Regions from separate parts of the Mus musculus genome. Here regions 1 and 3 are each linked to region 2. A link is a loop called in an ENCODE intact Hi-C map of the cell type or tissue named here. Cell type or tissue: left cerebral cortex. All regions are shown on one strand. Region 1 overlaps Tmem30c (transmembrane protein 30C). Region 2 overlaps Cmss1 (cms small ribosomal subunit 1). Region 3 overlaps Cmss1 (cms small ribosomal subunit 1).

The links. Peaks named below come from ENCODE experiments on the same cell type or tissue, not always from the same donor. Only the 100,000 strongest peaks of a DNase experiment are listed, where the experiment ranks them.
Region 1: a loop joins it to region 2, with 9 times the contacts of the local background. A loop is called at or near these places in 2 of 42 quality-filtered maps.
Region 3: it touches region 2 in a loop (2.4-fold over the local background); 7 of 42 quality-filtered maps call a loop at or near these places.

The regions. Positions count from the first base shown.
Region 1 is chr16:57,262,305-57,270,304 of GRCm38, forward strand. Tmem30c (transmembrane protein 30C) reads right to left here. Exons shown (of 8, transcript NM_027651.1): 7 at 7,695-7,904; 8 at 3,835-4,290. The coding sequence ends at 4,106. Among named protein-coding and RNA genes, the nearest start is that of Gm26800, 13 kb to the right of the region's middle. In left cerebral cortex, no CTCF peak of the experiment used is centred here; DNase peaks (open chromatin) are centred at 4,871, 6,005 and 6,320; H3K27ac peaks cover 344 bases.
Region 2 is chr16:57,386,528-57,394,527 of GRCm38, forward strand. All of the region lies in intron 1 of Cmss1 (cms small ribosomal subunit 1), which reads right to left. The region is part of intron 1 of Filip1l (filamin A interacting protein 1-like); the gene reads left to right. Among named protein-coding and RNA genes, the nearest start is that of Filip1l, 37 kb to the left of the region's middle. In left cerebral cortex, no CTCF peak of the experiment used is centred here; DNase peaks (open chromatin) are centred at 3,498, 6,709 and 6,966; H3K4me3 peaks cover 300 bases; H3K27ac peaks cover 1,874 bases.
Region 3 is chr16:57,594,003-57,602,002 of GRCm38, forward strand. All of the region lies in intron 1 of Cmss1 (cms small ribosomal subunit 1), which reads right to left. Among named protein-coding and RNA genes, the nearest start is that of Cmss1, 8.9 kb to the right of the region's middle. In left cerebral cortex, no CTCF peak of the experiment used is centred here; a DNase peak (open chromatin) is centred at 3,569.

The DNA of each region.
Region 1 (8,000 bases), 120 kb before region 2:
CAATCAGACCTTCTTAGACCTAGGACAGATCACCTGAACACCAGCAACAACTCAGCTACATCCCCAGCCCAATTCTACATTGTCATTCACCCGTAACTCCACCCATTTGGTTCTATTCCTAACACTGCTGACCCTGAACGTGAAATACACACCAAAATAGAAAGACCTTAAAGATCTTAGTTTTCAAACAGTCCTAAGCTCCTCTTCATAAGCTCTTGTGTAGCCCCCTCCCCTCCCCTGCAAACACACACACACACACACACACACGCACACGAACACGCACACACACATACACACACACATACACACACACACACACACACACACACGCACGCACACGAACACGCACACACACATACACACACACATACACACACACACACACACACACGCACGCACACGAACACGCACACACACATACACACACACATACACACACACACACACACACACACAACTCTCTGATTTTTCAGTTTGTTTCTTCTCTCTTGGTCTCTCGTGAGTTTCTCCTTCTGTTCTCAGCGCTGTTGCTAGGACTGGGGACAGGTTAGAGCAGCAGTTGTCCCAAGCTTTCACTAAATGCTTCACGGTAATTTCAGGATAAGCTAGACACTGTGGCAGACACCTGTGGTTCCAACACTGAGGAGGCTGAGGCAGGAGGATCATTTGAGCATACACAATAAAGACAGGCTGGGCAACACAGTGAGATCCTGACACGTACATGAAGAATTTAAAAACCTGCAGAAGAGGAGAGTCGGTCATAATGTAGGGATGTGGGTTGGGGGTGTGGAATGAATGGGAGACAACAGAAGTCAGATAATTCTAGTTTCTCACTACTGGGGAAATTGATGTGAATAAGGAGGACTTCCAGACTATCCCAGGGTGAGAGTTCTGTGGGGACAAACTGCTTTGGGGTATTGGCTCTGGAAAAAGCAAGAAAAAGGCATAATTTTTGTGGATAAAACTGTGTTTTTGTATAGTGTCTTAGGATTAGTGATTCATCATCGAAGGAGGTCAGAACAGGAACTTAAACAGGGTAAGAATCTGGAGGCAGGAACTGATGCAGAGGCCATAGAGGATGCTGCTTACTGGCCTACTTGCTCAGCCTGTTTCTTCCTTCCTTCCTTCCTTCCTTCCTTCCTTCCTTCCTTCCTTCCTTCCTTCCTCCCTCCCTCCCTCCCTCCCTCCCTCTCCCTCTCTCTCTCTCTCTCTCTCTCTCTCTCTCTCTCTCTCTCTCTCTCTCTCTCTCTCTCTCTCTCTCTCTCTTTCTTTTTTTAAAATAGAACTCAGGAGCAGCAGCCCAGGGATGGAACTACCTACAGTGGGTTAGGCCTTCCCCCATCAGTCGCTGATTAAGAAAATGTCTTACAGCTGGATCTTATGGAGACATTTCCTCAATTGAGATTCCCTCCTTTCAGATGACTCTAGGTTGTACATCAAGTTGACATAAGACTAGTGTGGACTCTTCACAAAGCAGATTGTCCTACGAAGTGTGTGAAGCCCTAAGCAAGACGGAGCGCTCACCAGGGACCCTTAGAGTCTTGTCTACAGAGTAACTCTACCCAGAAGAATACTCTTTGGCCTTTAACTGCAACCCCTTTCTTGAGCAGGACTCATTTATTAGAATGTAGAGTTCCTAACAATCACACAAGCCAAATTTAAAAAGTAAATGTTTATTTACCAACCTAACACACACACACACCAAATTTTTCCTGTTTTATCTCCAGATCCCTGTCTGATACAGCATCTTTATACCTTATATCCTTATGAGTTTGAGACACAACGGTTGTATTTGCCTTTCCTAATTAGCACTGTAAGGAGGGTTGTGGGCCAAAGGACCAGGAACACAAGGTCAGAAGTTAGTGGGTATGACTGAAGTGGTGCGCTTCTCCTGGCTGTCTTCTGGACAGGGCACACGAGCACCAGAAACAACTACTGACTACAGCCTTGCCAAATGCTGGTATGGTGATCTACTGCCGCTCGCTCTGGGCTTAGAATAACACGTTTATTCTTTTACATCTTTTATATTTATGGGTAGGATTCAAATAGTAAGACATCCATGTTAAGATTGGTGTGACGGTTAATACTGACAGGTAACGTATTGGGACTTAGACTTGCTCAAGAGACGAACTTCCGGGAATAGCTGTGAGGAATTATCTACTTCAAATTGAGGAGGAAGATCCAAAATAAATGTGGGAAACACCATTCCAGGGGCTGGAGTCCCAGACTACACCAATGGCAAAAGCCAGCTGAGTACCAGCATGCATCTTTCTCTCTGATTTCTGACTCCTGATGGATGTGATGTGGCCAGCTGCCTCCGGCTCGCTCCGGCTCCGGCTCCGGCTCCGGCTCCGGCTCCGGCTCCGGCTCCGGCTCCGGCTCCGGCTCCGGCTCCGGCTCCGGCTCCGGCTCCGGCTCCGGCTCCGGCTCTTAAGCAAGTCTAAGTTCCAAGACGTTACCTGCCAGTATTAACCGTCACACCAGTCTTGTCATGGACGTCTTACTATTTGAATCCTACAGTCAAGCCTTCCCTGTCATGATGGAACTCTAAACCAAAATACCGCCGCCCCCCTCTCCCCCCCCCCCCCCGCCAAAAAAAAAAGTTGCTGCTGCTGCTTCATCTTCTTTTTTCTTTTTAAGTCTGGCTGCCCTAGAACTATGTAGACCAGGCTGGCCTCAAACTCACAGTGATCCACTTGACTCTGCCTCCTCACTGCTGGGATTAAAGATGGTGCACCATCAGGACCGTTTTCTAAATTGCTTCTTGCCAGGTGTTCGGTCACCCGTCACAAGGGGGTGAATAAGTAATGTAACTAGTGTGGTAGCTCGGGCTTGCAGTCTTAGCACAGGGATCCTGAAGGAGGAGGAGTATGAGTTCAAGGCCAGCCTGGACTGAGAGTGGGTTTGCGGCCAGCTATCATTTGTATTCCAGATAGTGTCGTTTTAGTATCAGTTTGTGTCCTCAACTGGCTCAATACAGTTTGAAGAATCAGTCATTCCTGATGCTTTTTCTTTTACTCAAAAATTATTTTATCGTGTACACTAGAGAGTTTATGTCACTAGAGCAGAGGCTGTGGACAACTCACATTTCCAGTTGGGTGGGAGTACCTACCCACTTTAGTCCTGTAGTGGCCAACCAGTGAATTCTGCTTTCTGTCAGAGTCAGGTGCATTTAGCATTCTTATCGTCTCTGTTCTTCTCAAGATGCTTTCAGGCCGGAACTGCTTTCTTAGTCAAACGGTCGAGGTCCCCTGGGAGATCGGGGGCGGGGGTGGGGGGTGGGGGGGGGAAGGCCTTTGGACTTCAGGATTCTTAAGATTTTACTACCAGTCACAAGACAGACCCGTGCCACACCGTGAGAGTTCCTCAGGCTCACACCTATTTGGGAGGGAGTCAGACCAGTTTGTAAATCCATTTCTTCACTTTAGCCACATGGACGCTGTGGCCGTGGGGCAGTGCTGACTGGGACAGGCCCTTCCTGGGAGCGTGCATGTGACCCATGATAGCGGAGGTCTCACTCCTAATGCTTTTTATCTTGGGTAACATGAAAGAAACTTGCTTTTTTGGTGTATTTTAGTTTGGATACTCGGGAGGTGGCTAAGCACTGCTTGGTCTAAACAGAAGAAGTTGGTTGTGACTCAGTTCTGTTGCTCAGCTCAACAGTTGGTCTTTGGAAGTCTATAACGTCATCCAGCCAGCCACCAGCCTGAGCCTGACTGGATGGCTAAAAGGACTCAGTTTTGGCTCACTTGCTCTTGCCTTGAGAGCAGACCCCCAGGGAACTCACCCACTCTGAGGTACAAGGACTCCAAACTGATTCTTAACACTTGGTCTAGAGTTCAAAAACATTTCTCATCTTTATTCCAAGAACATTTTACTGTACATATATTTTTTTATTTGCTCCTCCTCCCCCCCCCCCCACACACACTCTGGGAACCTCGTCATTTATCCTTGTAGTTAGGATTATATTGGATTCCATCAATCCAGCACTCCTCCTTGAGGTGGCTCAGGAACTCTTCAAGCTTTGCCAGGGATCTTTGGGTCTATCACTCCATTGTCTGCTGCTGCCTTCTGCTCTTCTTCTCTTTAAATCTGGACACCACCTCTACAGGAAATTCAGTTTACTCCTTTTCAGCATCAAGTGAATCGTCAGGATGGCAAAAGAGGCCAACAGCGTCAGTGCCCCCGTCACTGTGTAAGTCAGCCCCAAGAAAAGGCCTCCTCCCCCGATCCATGTCAGAGTGGAAAGGACAATGGACTTTTCTCCTTGGAACATGGTTACTGGAAAGTCTAAGAAGATCTGTTAAGGACCTGGCTCAGTATTTGTCATTTATACCATAGCATATGCAAACACACTAAATTAAGTTATATAAAATTGATCTTTTTCACAGACAAAAGAAAACCAACCCAGGTGATTATTCTGTTTCATGTGTTTCCACGCAGTCAAATAAAACTCTATCTTGCTAGAATAAAATTAGTCATAACAAGGCTCTCTTCAACATAGCTGTAGTGTAGAGAGAAGATGTGGACACAAATAGATCTGGGTGACTTGTCAATAGCTGGCTAGTGAACAGATAATCTAATTCCCTTTGATGAGTCCAAGGTAGCACAAAGGATAGAGACAGCGTTCGTTCACAGCAAACCTGAGGCTTTATTCGTGAACCAGAAGACTCAGAAAAGGCCAAGTTCCTTAACTGGATAAGGCTTGAGTCCCTTCAACAGAGAAAATTCCTTCCGAGGAGTAAGAACAATAAATAAAGCCTCAGGATGAACACAGAAACATTTTTTGGTGAGAACTCTAAATCTAAAAGCAGGGTGCTTGTCATGGTTTTGAAAAGTCAGTGTCCTGTTGCCTGTGAGAAAGTGTTTGAAGTGGGCTTGCTATGTAGCATTGTAATGATATCATCTTCATGGGGCTTGTGGCCTGAGGGTTTTGAACATCTGGTGCCTTTTGTAAATGAAACTAATAAACAAACAAAGCCTTCTCATAGCAACACAGACGACAGAGGCATTTCCCAGCCAAGCCCTTAAAGGGCTTCCAATCTCTTGGCAATGAACTATTTAAAGGCACAAGGAACTATGTTAGGAACAAACCTCTCTCTCTCTCTCTCTCTCTCTCTCTCTCTCTCTCTCTCTCTCTCTCTCTCTCCCTTCATTATCACTTGGTCTTTTATCTTCCAGTGCTGCCTTACCTGTGTTCTCTCCTAGATCAGCTGAAAGAGTCCTATCCTCACCTCCAGACCCCCCCTTTTCCCTTCCAGTAGGAGAGAGTGATGCTGCAGGCCAGGTTTACTTCTTAAGCCATCACACAGGGGGAGTGCAAGCAGGGGGTGACACTCAGCATTGAAGCTGTGTACAATCAGCTTCCAATCAGCGGCCAAGTGTGGCTGTTAGCAGAATCATGGAGGAGACTTAGCATGTCCAGAGAGGAGAATAGAAACAGTGTATCGCTTTTAGGGTATGGCTTCCTTTCGTCATTCCCATCCCAGACTCATTACAGCCAAGGGAGAGGGCAGCATTGTTCAGTCTGTGCCATCTCTCCTCTACTTTACTGTTATGGTCGACACAGGTCTGTGGGGTCAGGAGATTCAACTTGAGAGACAGTCACCAGGCAACGTTCTATCCCTGTTTTAAAGCAACCACTGCAAGAGAAAGCAAAGGTGGATAGGACAGGGATGTCAGTCAGCAGGGATCCCACAGAGGAGCAGCTCTACTTTCCCATTGGAGAGTTCTACAAACCTGCTCTAGGAGAGAGAAGAAATGGAGGAGAGAGAGAAGAAATTTCACACTGTGGTTTTCTATCCCGGGACTAGGGAGAGAGTTTAGGGGAAGAACATTTGCTCAGTCCTGGGGGAAAAGAGAAACAGGAGTTTCTCATTCAACCTCACTGGGAGCTAGGGAGACTACACAAGTGAACAGTCCGTGTGGAGCAGCTCTGGCCTGCTGGGTGTCCTCTAGAACAATCTCAGCCAGTAACCCTGGCATGCTGTAAGAGGTGCGCGTGCTTAACTGGGTGGCTGATTCAAAGCTGAGTGTGAGCCTGCCTAAGAAATCTACCTGCTTTGGAGACATGAGCTCTGAAGACCACAGTTAATATAAATTACGTGTAAATTTATAACTTCTTAAAGATAAGGCTTAGTTACACTTTATAGTTAAATCTACGTTTTTTTTTTTTTAAATCAAGAGTCACATTTGTATTTTTGAATTTGAAGGGAAAAAAAATCACAATCTGTTATTCAAACATATGTCTCCTAACTTGGCCCATATGTCTGTTACTAAGACATCAACTCCCACTGGCTGGCTCTGATCCGAAGAGAGGAAGAGTACACATGTGGAGCGCACAGCTCACAGCATTCCTGGCAGGGCCTGAGCCAAGCTGTCCGTAGCCACACAGTGAAGTCTTCATCGAGCAAGCCATTGCTTGCTGGCTCGTCTGTATCTGGTTCATAGGTAGGGTTGGCCACGGACAGAAGCTTCACCCTTCCTGGGGTGGTAAGCGGGGGAGATGGGTTTCCTTCGCTCTAACACACTTCTGTCTAAAAGTTCTATCGTCTCTGTCAGTTTCTGCTATTCCAGTCTACCCTCCAAGTGTACTCTTACTATCCCCTCCCCTCTAATTTCTTAACTCCCTCATCTCATTCCACTCTATACGACAGTGCCTTACCCCAATGCTTTAGATGTCTAGGCTCTACCATTTATTGGTCTTTCTTGAGGACAAATTATTCCTCTATTTAACCATACCTGACAGTGCTACTGGCTGCTGGTCCTTAAAAAAACAAAACAAAACACCAAAAGACATATTAAGTATCTAATCCGGACACAGTTACATGATGATATTTGATAGTGGACCCTGTATTTGCCACTTCTGCACACTGTTTTGGCTGAAGGTATTTGAAAGTCATTAAGGACAAGGAGGACACACTCCCCTTCCACTCTCTCCTGAAAATGTAGCGGGAGATGACAAATGGCCTCAGACATGTGAAGACAGACTTTCAGTCAGGTGTGGGGATAAACATCTTTAATCTTAGCACTTGGGAGACAGAGGCAAGAGGTTAGGGCCAGCCTGGTCTACAGAGGGAGTTCTAGGACAGCCAGGGTTACATAGTGAGACTCTGTCACAAAAAAAAAAAAAGAAAGAAAAAAAAGAAGGAAGTAAGGAAGGAAGGAAGGAAGGAAGGAAAGAAAGAAAGAACGAAAGAAAGAAAGAAAAGGAAAGGAAAGAAAAGAAGGAAGGAAGAAAAAGGAAGGAAAAAAGAAAGGGAAGGAAGGAAAAAAGGAATTTAAACAAAGAAGTAAGGAAGAAATATTGTTGCCATCAGGAATCTGCACAAACAAATTTGGTCACACCAACCCTCAGGTGTTCTTCCACAATTGATAACTCCTTTTAAAACCAGTATGTAATGTACCCAGTCATCACTTCTTTGGGGCTCCTTTTCTTGGGAGGGTTCCAAAATACAGTAGTGTAATCTATCAAAATTTGCACCTTTTCCCCTGACACCTCAGTCCCAAGCCCCACCCCCAGCCCCCTGAATGGAAGGGGCGGTGCTTTCCCCTCGCGGGCATTCCTACAAGACAAGCTGTTTCACAGTGTTCCACCTATCTGCTGGGAGGACACACACAGAATAAAAGAATTCTACAACTAGTAGCCAGATTTTGCCTTCACTCGGAGGAAGGGGCGTGGCATAGGAGGATACTGTAGGAGATGCTCAAACTGTAGTTACCAGCAGGTAAGCCTTCAGCGAAGGCGTGCACGCGCTTCAGTCGGCGGTACAGTTTTTTGAAAGTGGGAAAGGCAGCCGTCCGCATCCACACAATGAAGTCCTCATTGAGAAAGCCATTGTTCCCTGGGTCATCTAGATCCAGTTCATAGATAGGTTTGGCCCAGTGCAGAGGCTTCGAACTTCCTGTGGCGGGCGGGGGATGAGGAATAGGACAGAGAAGAGTCAGTTCGCCCTTCAGTTTCCCCAACGAGAAAGAACTGCATTCCCAATGAAAGAGAA
Region 2 (8,000 bases):
TCCATTTCAGATCCAAACCATAAAAACTTCCCACTATTAAACTGAAAACGCCCATGAAGGAGTCTAAGGCATCGACACACTGATACTCCATGACAGATGTTCATGGTCAGTAAACTTTGAGAAGCCCTTTATGAAAGGACCCAGGGAAAGTCACAGCCACAGTCTGCTCCCGGCTGCCCTAAGCTAGGAGTGAGAGCTTTAAGAACAATGGCTAGCATACTTCAGCAGCGAGGAACATTAAAAGAGCCCATAAAGCTAAGGGTTGGGACACTTAATCGCTTTGGTGGTGAACTTAATTTCTCACATTGTAAAGTCTGAATGTCTTGCTCCCATCTCCCCAAGCCACTCTTCTTCTCTGAGGGAACTTTTGCTACAGATGGTTTTGTGCATCCACCATTGTTTTAGTTCATGCATTGGAGCCCTGCTTCCTCTGCGTCAGGATGGGAATGAGGGGAGGGTGTTTGGATTATACGGGAAAGAGCCTTTACAAATGGATTCAAGTCTTCTCTCACGGGCGGGCGCGGCTTAGTAACTGTTGCATGCATCTTGCACCGCTCTCTTTTCTGCATGTTCTCTCTCCTCATCAGACCTAGCTGCACAGCTGCAGACCACCCAGTCACGATCCCAAATAAGCCCCTGCCTTGTCCAAGCCTCAGGTATCGGGCGTAACAACAGGAAGTGGGCAATATTCCTCCCTCCTCTTTGGTGACAGGGTTTCTTTCAGGGGTCCCAGCTGATCAAGAACTCAGTATACAGCAGGCTGAGGCTGTCCTTGAACTCACAGACATCCTCCTCCTCCTCTGAGTCTCAAGTGCCTGGATTAAAGGTGGGCACCACCATGCCTGTTGTCCCCCTCCTTTTTTGTTGACTACTTTTCTGTCTTTCTTTCTCCTTCAGTTCCTCCTTTTCTTTCTTCTCAGGGGTGTGAGCTACCACGCTCTGTAAGTGTATTGTACTTTAATAAAAAGAAAGACCCCTCCACATCATCCTTGTGGACAACGTGGGTATGCAAATGCCACAGCACGCATGGAGAGGTCAAAGGGCAACTCTGGAGTCAGTTCTCTTCCCTACCTTGTGAGTTCCAGGGACTGAACTCAGGCCAGACTTGGCAACAAGCAGCTTTTCCCACTGAACCATAAGGTTAGGAGACCAACAATGTGAAGGAATTATAAATTGGCAGTTACCCTACCTGAAAAATTGGGGCTCTCCATGGTCTTATTTTTGTTCAAAAATATGTCTAATGTTTTGGGAATTCATATAATCTCATAAAAATCATAGAACTTCACAGGAAAGAAAAAAACCCAGAAGGTTCTGATTTCATACACTTATGTGGGGTTTTCATTACTAAAAGTGATATGGTTCTAGTAACAATCCAAAGATTAAAAAAAAATCTACCATTCTTTTGCTGACATTTTACAATATCCCTTGTTTTTCCATGAGGTACAATGTAAATTCTTCTACAAAATGATAACAAATACCATTTCAGTTTAATTAAGGACACAAAAATTTTCTAAGGCAATATTCATATGACTACCTAATAAAAGTTTACCAAGTAAATTATAATAAATTAAAGATCCTTGTATGTCATCCTGTGGAGGAGTAAAGATTTTTCATCTTGAATGTAGCCTGGATTTGTGATCATTTTGACCAACAGAGAAAGTGGTGTGTGTGTGTGTGTGTGTGTGTGTGTGTGCGGAATCTTTCTACAGCTTCCAAGTTTAAGCCTGGAAATAGTCTGGGTACTTCAATTTCTGGCCTCTCAGAAGCCAGATACTGTGCTGTAACAAAATCTGTCCTAGACTGTGGATGGCTGAGGGGTTAGGGAAGAGAGACCTTGGATGATGAGGGGTCATTCTGTTATGTTTTAGCATCAACTGAAATATCAACACAATGCCAGAGCTTAGCGTACTATGTGGTCATGAGCCATCTAGCTGGTCCCATTCAGTAAATAATAAACTACGGTTGCTTTATGTCATTAGGCTTTAGAATGGTTTGTTATGCAGCAACACAGAATTAAAACATCCCCCCCTCCCATGTATTAGTCACTGTTCTATGTCTTAGACTCAAGCTGGAGAAAAATTTAGACAAATTTCTGTATTTGCTCTGGATTATTCAACAGGTTTTTACACATAAGTTGATACTAAAGATAATATCAAGATTACAGTGAAAAATCACATTTCTGTAAGATCTTATTTTCCAATATATTTGGAGACTGAAAATTTACTTTCTTTTTTTTTTAAGTTGGGGAGTGAGACTAAATATTTATACCCCTCAATATTATGTGTGTATCTTAAAATGCTGAGACAAAATGGTTATTAAACCAGCATATAAAATACAGCATCTTAAAAAACTCCTCAATTCTACAGATAAGAATAACGTGGTGGTGCACACCTTTAATCCCAGCACTCGGGAGGCAGAGGCAGGCAGATTTCTGAGTTCGAGGCCAGCCTGGTCTACAAAGTGAGTTCCAGAACAGCCAGGGCTACACAGAGAAACCCTGTCTCAAAAAACCAAAAGAAAAAAAAAAAAAGAATAACTTAATACTGTTGGTAAAAGCAATACTTTAAGTTGGCCATCAAACTATCCGAATTCTATTTTAGAGTCAAAATATAAGAAACTAGGTGTTCCTAACCTGTGTTGTAACTCTTCATGAATTCACCTTGCTGTTTTATTTCTGTTCTAAGGTATCATAGTAGAAATGAAGCTTGCCTTGCAATTCACCTACCTTTAATATTACTTTCTTCTTCTTCAGTTGTGTAAACTCTATACATCTGAAAACATATTTTCTTAAGCTGATTGTATGCTATAAGTTCCCTGAAGGCCACATCCAGGCACGTGCGACTAAACATTTTCTTGTTGACAGCTTCTCTTTGAATCTGGTGGTTGTCCTAAGAGATTCAAGTGAGGTGAAAGCATTTCTGCTTCACAGATTACAACAGGGGTTAAAAGGTTTAAAAAAAATTGCAGTCTTTTTCCTAAACATGGCATGCGTCACTGTTTGGGAAGTGAATTCGGGTGTGTGCGGTGTGCTCAGAATGGGAGAGCACATGTGTGTGAACTTCTTACTCTTCCTAAGGTCTTGCTGCTGAATACTAGTGTCTGAGTGCCTATTCTTTCAAAGGATACAAAATTCAAAAGACGGCTGTCTGTGACCTTGAGAGACCCAATGGGAATCTGCAAACAAACTTACGTAAGCGTACCCCGACCAGCCTTGCACTCAAAGGCCCAACTAAGTGGGTGGAAGGAACCTCAAAAGCTTGTCAGGAGCAAGTGGGTGACTGTCGCAACTCCACAAGTCAGATGAGACTTTGTAATGGAAGGGAGATACAGCAAAATGGAGAACTGACGTTGGACGGGCCGCCAGAAGCCCTGGGTAGATGCTGATGTCGGTGCGTACGTATCAAAAAGGAAAGGGACAGCTGGAGTTCTGATTTTGCACCACACACTCTCTCAGGAGGATGCAAAACATCTAAGAACTCGGAACAGAGGGAGCATATGTACCGAGGCAGAGAGGCATATGGCGAGAGTTAAAGCAGACAGAATTCTGCTCACCAGTGATAAAGGGAGGTATTTTTAACTCTGATCGAAATTACTGGCTACAGTTTTAGAGGCAAGATGACTCACAGATATCCTCCCCAGTTATTCACAGGGAGGACAAAACAGTGCACTTACAGGAAGCATAGTTTTTGCCCAGAGCCATGTGGTTAAAGGAAGACTAGGACCAAGAGTTCTACACAGTAGGGGCCTAAGAGACAACACAACACCCCGCCTTCAAAGTGAGGTCTGAAGGCTGCCATCTTGGAATTGCCTGTAGAGCTGACTAGAAATGAAGAATTCTGGGCTCCAGTTCAGGCCCCCAGAATCCTCATGCTCATGAGTGTCAGCCTAAGAAGCTAACAGTTCAAATACTTCCCCACCCCCACCCCCTTATAGTGCAGAGGCAATCAGCCCTAAGCCAGGCACTAACAGATCCTGGTTTCTGTTCCCTTTGTTTTGAAATTCTCTGTATCTGTAAATTGTATCTTTATAGATGAGTTAGTATCACAATATGTGATTGTTTCCTAGTAACTTAACTCATACTCTAGACATGGCTTCACTTGGTTTACGTGTAATAAGGAGGTTAAGATGAAAGAAAACAGAGAAAGAAGTGCAGGAAGAGGAGGAGGAGGAGGTAAAAGGAGTAAGTCAGACAGGCCAGGAGCAGGAGCAAGAATGAGTAAGTAGCCCCTGGACAGGATGACATAACATCCTCACACACTGAGAGACCATTCAGTCTTTTCCACTCTCCCTGCCAAATACATAGATGGAGGGGGGAGAAATACCACTCTAAAAGTAAGTGGCTCAGCAAGCGACCTCTGGCTAATGAGCAAGTTTGGCTTTTCCCATGGGCCTTGCAAGCATTCGCCTTAAAAGAGGAAGGGCTTTGCTTCCCTTGGGTCTTAAGCCTGAGTTTGCCATCTTGGTGGGGATGGATGAGGGACAGGTAAATGCAAATCTCTGGGATATCCCACAAGGACAACAGTACATGGAGCTCTCTTCAAATATTAAGTTACTTCTAAATTTAGTGTGTGTGTCCGTCTGTCTGTCGGTTCATCCCGCAGCGCCAGTTCTGCTTACCAAAAGTGGCCCACTAGGCACTCGCATTCCACGCCCGGCTCCACGCCAGCGAGCCGGGCTTCTTACCCATTTAAAGTTTGAGAATAGGTTGAGATCGTTTCGGCCCCAAGACCTCTAATCATTCGCTTTACCGGATAAAACTGCGTACGTCGGGAAAAGAGCGAGAGCGCCAGCTATCCTGAGGGAAACTTCGGAGGGAACCAGCTACTAGATGGTTCGATTAGTCTTTCGCCCCTATACCCAGGTCGGACGACCGATTTGCACGTCAGGACCGCTACGGACCTCCACCAGAGTTTCCTCTGGCTTCGCTCTGCCCAGGCATAGTTCACCATCTTTCGGGTCCTAACGCGTACGCTCGTGCTCCACCTCCCCGGCGCGGCGGGCGAGACGGGCCGGTGGTGCGCCCTCGGCGGACTGGAGAGGCCTCGGGATCCCACCTCGGGCCCCCGGGCGGGGCCCTTCACCTTCATTGCGCCACGGCGGCTTTCGGACGAGCCCCTGACTCGCGCACGCGTTAGACTCCTTGGTCCGTCTGCCATGGCGTGTGTGTGGAGGTCAGAGGACAACTCTTGGAGTGGATTTTCTCTGGTCACCTGGTGGGATCTGGACACTGAATTCTGGTCATCAGACCTGTGCCAAATTGCCTCTACCCATAAGTGCCACTACCCTTTGAGCCGGTCTTAAATTGCAATTAAATGCAAAATAACTAGCAGAACACAGAAGACCCAGTGCCATTCAGTACTCAAACATATCTCTTTAACCTTTCTCTCCCAGACTTATTGTTTCAACAACTTGAGAATAGCTGGCCAGAGTTCTTAAAGATGTCAACTCTTTTATATTCCTATTCCCTACAATTGTTGGACAACTTTAAAACATTTTGTTGCCGTTTAGTTTCTTTGATTCATAACAAACTCTAATGTCTGTCTTCTTTAGCATTTAACTATCAGCATTAACTATAAAGCATCCAAAGAAAGAGAGACTTTTAAAAGGAAGACCTGAATACAATCCCCAGGACTAGAAAGAAAACGTCTGGGTCTGTGGGGACTGCTCAGCCAGAAAAGCTCACACTGCATGAGCAAGGGGACCCGAGAGTTGTGGGTGGAGGTGGACATGGTGGCCCCCTCTGCAATCCTGGCAATGGGCAGAGGGGAGACCAAGACAGGTGGATCCTCGAAGCTCCCTGGATAGCCAGTCTAGTGTCAGGTTCAGTGAGAGACCCTGTCTCAAAAGACAAGGTGTGGTGCAGTGATCACAGAAAATATTCAACACGGACCTCTTGTCCCAATACGTATGTATATGTGTGGATGGGTGACACACACACACACACACACACACACACACACACACACACACACACACACAGGTTTACTGAGAGTCTGCTATTTGTTAAGTAAACCATGGTTCATTAATGTTGCCTCTTTTAGCAAAAACTGGCTAGGGAGTGCTTCAGGCTGTCCACTTCTGGTTTCAATGGTTTCTATCAACTAATATCCCTGTTGGGGAATCTGGGCTTGTCCCCAAGGCAAACTAAACAAAGAGAAACCAATAAAAACCAACGAAATAAATCATGAAAGATACAGAGGCTATAAACAAAGCTTTATAAGTAGTCACTTTAGAAAAGAAAAATAAAATTATTTGGCATACAAATCGAGATTAAAAAAATAAAAACTAAGCTTCAAAAATGCATATATATATATATTTCTAGGTAAAGTTTGTACTTGTTTTAGGGGAAAAAGGTTTTGGTTCTGTTTTTTAAGCAAGTTGCCGAGCATACTGGCTATGGAACAACTTTGTAAAAAGGATTTCTGGACTGTGATAAGAGATTTTGAGCAAATACTGAAAGGAAGATATATAGATGCATTTAGGTTACATATTAGAGTGGAAAAATTCTTCTGGAAAACAGATTTTAAAGGATATTTAATGCAGAAAGAAGACGGCCCCAATTTTTACTGAAGTCACAGCTCTGAGATCTTGTCATCCCGAGTGCGGTGTGGAAGCTCTGAAGCCACACCTTTGCAGTCTGGTGCAGCCCTGGGAAAGCTGCACAGGGCTCCCGTCTGCCTGCAGGGCTCACAGGGGCTTTCAGATTTAGAGCGCCGCTGCCGCTGCCACTGCTGGGAAACCAGCTCTGAGTCTCTAAGGACCACAGCATATCAGCTGCTTTGGAGGTTACACATCTATAAACAGGATCTGCCTCATAGTTTCCAGTTATGGAGGGGTGGGGGGTTGGGGGGGAAAGCCTGTCCAAACCTTTCACTGTAGTTAACTGTGGAAGACGATCTGCTTTAATACATGCAAGACCGAAAAGGCGGAAGGAGCACCAGTGTGCAAACTGTCGCCCAGGACGGAAACAGGAAAGCCATTACGTCCTCCATGTGTGAGAACACTGGTGTGTAATCGAGGTGGAGAAAGCTAGTTAATGAATGCTGGACTCTAGGGTTTTAATAGGAAAAGGACACAAGCTTAAAAGAGTAGGAAGGTTCTTAATAAAGTCCTCTCTTGCCAAGATCCACACAGGGAACTTCTATGGGAAGTCCTGCAGACCGCCATAGATCCTGCTCTGTGCTGGGATGCGAGCCCTGGCTGCCACAGTAGCAACAACACGAGCTGGGTACTTAGTAGCACTGAAACTCTCTGGCTTTTGAGAAAGGCTGACTGAACACACAGAATGAAGGTACTCATAGAATTCCCACTGGCCAGAGTTCCTTATTCAGCGTTCAGTTGAAAATCTGAAGGAAAAAGACTTCCAGATTTCTTGGTCTTAAACTAAGCCTACCAGTGCCTCTCTCCCCTTTCTGTCCAAATCTTCTAATTTACCACAATTGTACTTAAATGTACACATTGGCTTCATTTGGTCCCAATCCAGCAAATGTTAACGGTCACATAATGGATGGTGAGTGGTTCAGCTTCTGTGGTCGCTGTACCAAAGTAGTCACAGATCGTAGGCTGTTCTACTCTTGACCTACATCCCAAGCTTCTTTTATTTTCTATTTAAAATTTTGTAAGTTATATATTTGTGTGTGTGTGTGTGTGTGTGAGTGTGTGCATTCCACAGAAGGTGTGTGGAGATCAGAGATGACCTGTTCTCTCCATTTAGTTATGTGGGCTCAGGTAGCAAACTCAGATCAGCAGGCTTGGTGGTGAGCGCCTTTACCTGCTGAGCCTAGTTTTGATTTTGAGACTCTCAAAGTGTCTCTCACAGTTAGTTGGCCAAAAGGCCTTGATGTCTTCCTGCTTGGTCTCCTGAATAGTTTGGATTACAGGCCTGCAACTCCAGGCCCAACAGTTCTCTTTTATTCTATGGAAGGGTTCTTCTTGATTAATTAATTAATTAATTAATTATTAATTAACATTATTCCCCCCTCTTCCCAGTACTTCCTCCT
Region 3 (8,000 bases), 210 kb after region 2:
GGTGGGTGTTTCAGACAGAGACCTGCGGGGCTCATGAAACGCAGCATCTTAGGCTCCAACAGTATCTGGGCATGCCATGCACTTTAGGATCTGATGAACATCCTGCCAGGTGACCACTGGGCCAAGGCACTCCTCTCATACCTCTCCTACCTTGGCAGGTCCGAGTTCCCAGTGAAAGAAAACATTGGGATCTATCTATAGTAGCTTCAGCTACAGCAGTTTTTCTCCAAGAGCAGCAGGCTACCCTTCCCTGCACCAGAACAAATTACCCTCAAGAATTTATTAAAAATGTGGATTCTATATATATGGCTACAGAACAACTTAAATGACCCCTCACCAAGGACTCTGGACACTAAATTATAGAAAACTTCTGTACTTCTTGACAAAGTTAAGGGGCTTTACAGAAAGCTATTCGGGAAAGGCTGAAACAGATTTCAACTGAAGCTTCTGTCGTTCATGGTTAGGTGTTTGGGGGACACTCATAGAAATGACCTTATCTCTGCTAATTTTCCTGTTTCATGTCTTAACAGTTTAGTATAGCATCTTGTAATTATATGCTTTTAGAAAGTGTTGAGAATAACAAAGAGCTCTTACAATACCACTAACCTGAGCGGACCACTAATGTCACAGATGCACAATCTGCAGCAGCTGTTCTCAACCTGTGGGTCCTGGTTCCTTTAGGTGTAAAACAACCTTTCACAGGGGTCACCTAAGACCATCTGCTTATCAGATATTTACATTTTGACTCCTAAGAGTAGCAAAGTTGCACTTATGACGTAGCAACAGGAATAGGGGTCATCACAACATGAGGCACTGTATTAAGGGGCGGCAGCATTAGGAAGGTTGCAAACCACTGATCTACAGGTTCTGCATGCCTAACCTGAATGTTGTAAGTCTAATTTCTTAGTGCCATTATAAAGTCTAATTTCTTAGTGCCACTATAATGTCCTAAGTGGACAACTCCACACCTTATCTTACATGACATGTAGTGGTCAATACACAGCTACACCAAAACTAATGTATAAAATTATATTCATTCTATTGTATAATATATATGTATATGTATGTATGTATGTGTGTATATATGTATACACACACACACACACATATATATATGCATATATATATATATATATATTTGGCTTTTGTGGTTAGATGTGGATCTCATTGTGTATATGCAGATTAAGTCCCAATATTCAGACATTCAAAATACTTCTGATTCCCAGTGTTTCAGAGAAGGAAGTCAATTTGTAGTTCTTAGTTTCTTAAAAAAAATTCTGTAGAAGCATTTTCCTATAACTTGAAAAGTTATTAAAGTCATTACTATGTAATGACATCATAGTGCTTCTATATAATCATACTTTAATTCATTTACTACACCCTCATCATTGTTATCTATGTCTACTTTTTCATTCTAATTAATGCAAAAATAACTACCTTTACTCGTCTCTCTAGTTACTTTCTAGAAAAGGTCTCTAACTTAAAAAAAAAATGGAGATGAATTTTAAGGTACTTGAAATACAGTGCCAAGTTGTTCCTTCCTTCATTTGGACATTGATTGCTGTTGTTGTTATTATTATTATTTAAAATAAACAACAAACACCTGCCTGTCTGAGAGGCAAGAATGTAGACACAGCCTGTCAGTGCTAGATGAGACCAAGAAGCCAAGTCAGGAGCCATGAGACTGGAATGGGACTAGGACCATCTCACTGGCATGTCTAGGATTAACACCAGAAAGGTGGTGAGAATATAAAGCTAAACACCCTCTGTGCCTACGTACAGGACGACTTGATCTGTGCAGCACTTGCACATGAAAACTATTCATGGTGCTATATGTTTGTTTTGTTTTTTTGTTTTTTGTTTGTTTTTTGAAACAGGGTTTCTCTGTGTAGCCCTGACTGTCCTGGAACTCACTCTGTAGACCAGGCTGGCCTCGAACTCAGAAATCCACCTGCCTCTGCCTCCCAAGTTCTGGGATTAAAGGCATGGGCCACCACGCCAGGCTATATGTTTGTTTTAAGTGAGTGAATGTTACTACTATATTAAACTCTAACTACTTGCACTGGCATCTGAAGGTCATATTTGTACTCCCTTACAAAACCATGTCTAAAACTCTACATTAAGTTTCATTAGCAATTCTAGCAATAAATGTCTAATCCCCTTCACATCAAACACCTTCTACCCTTCTAGTTCAGTCGGCTTCAAACTCTCTTATGATCCACAATCCCTAAGAACAAATACAGGCTAGTATCTGAGCATGTGTGTATGCGTGCACATACACACACGTGCGCATATATATATATATATATATATATATATATAAACTGAAGCAATATTCATAACTTAGTACTTGTCATATCAGAGACAGAACATTTGATATTGTGCATTCCAGTCTACACTCCTCTACTTAAGAGAGATACATCTAATATACATTTTAAATCAAATACTCAGTGATTTGGGAGTTAAAAAGCTCAACAGTATCAGACCATAAATTTGGGATTATAGCCGGATGTGGTGTCGCACACCTTTAATCCCAGAACTTGGGAGGCAGAGGCAGGCAGATTTCTTCGTTCGTGGCCAGCCTGGTCTACAGAGTGAATTCCAGGACAGCCAGGGCTATACAGAGAAACCCTGTCTCAAAAAAACAAAAAAATATAAAAAATAAAAATTTGGGATTATGGAATATGATGAGAGTCATATATACTATAGTTTAAGGTAAACATAAACAAATACACAAAGGGATTTCGATGTACTCAATCAGTACAATAAAATAAAAAAAATGAAGGATAATTATAAGATGGTATCTCATATAAATAGTACTAGAGTCTACAACAATTGAATACAATGAACTTTTAAGATATTTAACAATATTCACATTTATGAACTCAAAGCAAGAAAAGAATGATGTGCCTGGGGAAGGGGGTGGGGGGTAATCAACTCAGGCAGAAAGACTGCCACAAGTTCAAAGCAAACCTGGGTGGGGACATGGTGAGCTTCACACCAGGCTGGAATACAGTGTGAGACCTAGTCTCAAACATACACACCACCACCACCAAACAACACAAGCAAACAAACAAAAATGACAAAGAAAGAACATATATCTTATAGTCAACCGGATAATAAGAGATCCACGGTGTTGAAAACTTCCAGTCTATTGCCAGCAAGTATTCTTTTTTTTGTTTTGTTTTGTTTTGTTTTTTCGAGACAGGGTTTCTCTGTGTAGCCCTGGCTGTCCTGGAACTCACTCTGTAGACCAGGCTGGCCTCTGCCTCCCAAGTGCTGGGATTAAAGGCGTGTGCCACCACTGCTAGGCAAGTTTTCTTAAACATTTTCATTTGTCCCTTTAAAAAAAAAGTGGAAAAATTAGTTCTTAGCCATCTATGTAACTAACATTCTGCTAATCTACTCCTTCAGCCTATACATCACCCAGGTTATGTAACTCCTTCCAAAGTCCTTCTATGTTAACCAGTAAGCAAACAGATAATCCTGCCTCTGCAATGTGCCCATCTCCACCTCCACTGCTTCCACATCCTCTCATAAGCAACCTAGTTGGAAGCAGTCCACTTCTCAGCTATACTTGATGGCTCCCTACATGAAGGACATGAGCAAAAGCACTCATCTTATTACCAACAGCAGTTTCCGATCTGAGGTCTTTGAGGATCCGGACAAGTGAAGCTCTGAGACACAGTTCAAATGAAATCTTTCTCTGGAAACTGCAGAGCTCTCTGATGATAGTTGAGATACTACCCTTGTTTATCCCACACTGATCAGCAGGAAGAGCTAGGCTTACTCTGTGTTTATATTACACTATGATTAAAAGCACAGTTACACAATGAGTTTACAGAAACAGTTTCCTGAAATATCTTCCCTCAAACTATCTTAAATCCAATAGATCCCCAGAACCTAGTGCTTTCGAACTCAAACACCCCAAACTAACTACATGTCTTGAAAAAAATCACCATGTTCTTCTAACTGCCTGTACCAATAACTGCCTTTTGTCTTTGTTGTCGTTGCTGTTGTCTGATTCAAGATCAAGGGAGTATGCAAGCAGAGAATTCCAACAAGGATCCCTAAACCCAAATCTACAGGCTTCAGTAGACTTTGCACCAAAACACCCTTGGGACCTGTGGATAAGTCTAGTCATCAAAATGACTGCGAGAAATTACACATCGTAAGAACTGTCACCTCTAACACTTTCCTCCACATAAAAGGGAAAAGGTAAGTCATACCTATGTAGTCTCTAGGAAGATTCATCTCCAGAAAGAGCTGGTAAGCTCCAATCACCACCATGAAAGACCAGAGAAGAATGGCCATCTGTCAAGGAAATAGCGAAGCAGCAAGCTATACTGTGGCTCACAGGTTGACAGACCTGGTACAGGGCTTGCTCAAAGGAACAGCTTACACACAATTCTCAACTCTACGTGAGCATATATACACACTAGAACATTCCTGCAAACTACTCGAGTCGCAATGACATTTTTAACCAAGGCTGGACTGTAGCATCAGCCCAAGACAAGATTGGACTCTACTACAGCTCAAGAGCTTTTTGTGAGCAAAGAAGATATCCTTCATTCTATGGAACTTTACCACATACTCACACTGCCTAAGGAAATGTACTAGCAAGAATTTCTAACTTGCTTCATGGAAGTAGGATGAGTTCCACCAAAACGGCATTAACAATTAAAATCAAAGTTTAAGGTCTAAAAACCATCATTTCTGTTTGACTATAAGAAAGAAAAGAAATTCTTAGCTATAAGGAGGAAGAAACAACAAAATTATAATAGTTGATTATGTCCCTGGTGTGGCCTACCCAATAACCATTGATGTGTGCATACTTGACTGCTAACATTCAGTCTCCTTTCCTATTTCTGTAGCAGATTTCCTCTACTAAAGAAGAATCATGGAGTCATATTGCTTGGCATGTAAGATGAGTCTTTAGATTAGCATTGTGACTTTCTATCGTAGTCAGAGCATACGAGAACCAATGGTCACTACTACTGAGACTTTAGAGGAAAATATAAATCATTGTTCTGGGTACTTATGAAAAAGAGCAATAAGTTATCATCTCATATGGCATCTTTACTCACATCCCTTCCCTCAGGGTTACACACAAAAACTGGTAGATTCAGCAAAAGCTTTGGACCAGGAGTCCAGGAGGATGACAGTAACAGAATATTGCATTTAGTCACCAGAGGATGCATACAAAACCTTGGCAGTAACATATAGTCACTGTTTTTTATCTCACTCAAAGTCGTGTCACTGAATCAAGAGAAAGGAGTCATTATGAACACAGTTTTAAGACGAGGCATTTTTGACTAAACACATTTCACACTTCACAAATCCTCAGGGTTTGAAGGGGGGTCAATGATTTCATCCACTCATCACTAAACACTAGAGGCATGGGCCTGGAAGAAATCCTCCTGGCTAAACACTACATTTCCACTAGCTTTCTACAATGAGCCCCCGAGCAGAAGCAAAGGAACTGACATGCTCTATACTCAGCTAAACTGTTTCAATGCGTACACTGATGCCAGTACAGTGATGGGTGTTTCCCAGGAGGCATTTAATAAGGAGAAGGAGGGAGGGAGGGAAAGAGAAAGAGAGGAAAAAAGAGAGAGAGAAAGAAGGAGGAGAACGAGGAAGAGGAGGAGGAGGAGGAGGAGGAGGAGGAGAAGGAGGAGGAGGAGGTTGGGCAGCACTGTTATACAAGCTAAGGAGGAATGCAGCATCAGGCAAGTGGCAGAGGGAGACTGTGGGGAGGACCAACAAGTTAAGGGAAAAAACAGAAAAGTCACAGTTAAAGGAGAACAGGAAGTGAAGAAAGAAAAAATAGAATAAAGAGACTATGCATGAAGGTGAAGAAGCTCTGATACCAAAAGCAAGACACATACCCAGCATGCACAGCATGGGATACTACATCTCAAGCAAACTCAAGATGAGCATTCAATCAAGACACGGGTGAGAAACTCGGCTCAGAGACAGCAGTGAAGTAAGGTAGGGATGGGGAAAAGTGGTTATGCCTGGGCACCATTCATTATGCTAATGGAAAGATAAAATATTAGAATTCCTAGTGTTAAAACCAAAAGGATCAGAAGAAGCATAAAACAAGCTGGGCATGTGCCTACAATCCTACTACTCTGAAGCAACGGCAGGAGGTCATGAGTGTGAGGCCAGGATATTCTCACGCCCTCTTCTGGCCTCCATGGACACTGCACACATGGTGAATAAATATACATATAGACAAAACATCCATACACATAAGAACAATATAAACTAGAATTTTTGGAAAAAAATGAACATATACTATCAGTAGTCTCAAAAAAAAACAAAGTGCCCAGGAAACTTTTACCTTGAAAAGTAATACAAAATATATTATATATTGAAGTTTTTAACATTTTCTTCCATGCTGGAACTCTTCCAAGTGAGTTTTATGTCAAGGTGGCATAAATTCATGAGCAAATTTAAAAACAAAAACAAAAGGACAGGATACTGTTTTGCGTGCTGTGTAAAGATTATCCTGTATTACATGATACCTTCTCTGTCCCCATGTTCTTTCAATTTGCACACAGCATTGTAATGCTTATCTCGTTTCCTGTCTCAAGTTTGTGTAAACAATGCTTACCATTTATTCTCTGTCTTGTCAATAAAAGTGGATCAGCCAATGGCTGAGGGAAGAGAAAATAAGGTGGAACTTCCGCCAGCTAGGGGAAGAGGAAGAGAGAGAGAGAACATAAAACAGATTGAGGCAAGGGCAAGAGGATAGATCATGGGAAAATACATCTAAAGCCCAGAGAGTCAAACCAGAACTAAAATGTAAGGATCTCAGGGGTTTTGGCAGGGAGGTGCCAGGTTAGCTTAGAAGATTAAAATAGATCAGTGGCTGCCCAAGTACTTCAGTAAAGCTTGATTAAATCAATCTTGGTCTCTCTGTGTCATTATTGGGAAACTATCTAGACTAAAGATAATCAGCTGCTGTATTACTGCATACATTTATATTTGTATTAATTGTTATACTAAAATAATTATGGACATTTCTATGATCACCAGCAGTTAACTCACTTTAAAATGGTAATCAAGTTCTCTCATTAAGACAAAAGTCTTACAAAATGTTCCATTTTAACAAAAGAATTACCAATTACAACACAGGCTTACTCCAAGACATATCTAGGGCATAACACACAATGGAACTAAGAACTGAACATGACCTGGATTTCAACAACATAGTGTTTGACATACAAAGCAACTGACACAGAATCCTGCCACCTCAGCATAACCCTTCTCAAGAAATCTGGCCATTTTGAAGGGTTAAAAAAAGAGGGGGGTGAAGGGAGAGAGAAATAAAAGAAGCTATCCTCCATGGAAGTGGGAGGGCAGCTCACTGGGAAGAACCTGTTTAACAAGAGTGGAAGGGAGTGGAAGCAGTGTAACGAGGGTGAAGTGGACATGGACAAAGTACACCATCTACACATGTGAAACATGTGAATTGTTTAAATTCTGAATGGAAACTATTCTAAATGTCTAGAGTCACTGTAATTAAATTTAAGAAATAGATAAAAATTCCCAGTGAATGAAAATAATGAAATTTATAAAAATGGATAGTTTTATGCTAGAGTCCTACTGTTTATTCAGCTTCGGTGATTTCTGGAATACTACTCTTAACTTTTTGAAATCATATTATCTGATTTTAATCAGAATATAATTGGTCTACTATCTAACAGAACTGTGGACCAAATACTTGGGTAACTAATAAAAGCCAGTTTTCTCGGAGCTATATTTCAAATTCCTTCCAAAGAAATATATAACTAAAGGCCCGAGTTTGAGTGGGAGCTGCATCTGTAAGCTAAGTAGGCCAAAATTCAGCCTAATAGCTCATCTCACTTGACAAGCAGGTTAAGAATAATTGTGATGGGCCGGGCTGTGGTGGCACACACCTTTAATCCCAGCACTTGGGAGGCAGAGGCAGGCGGATTTCTGAGGCCAGCCTGGTCTACAGAGTGAGT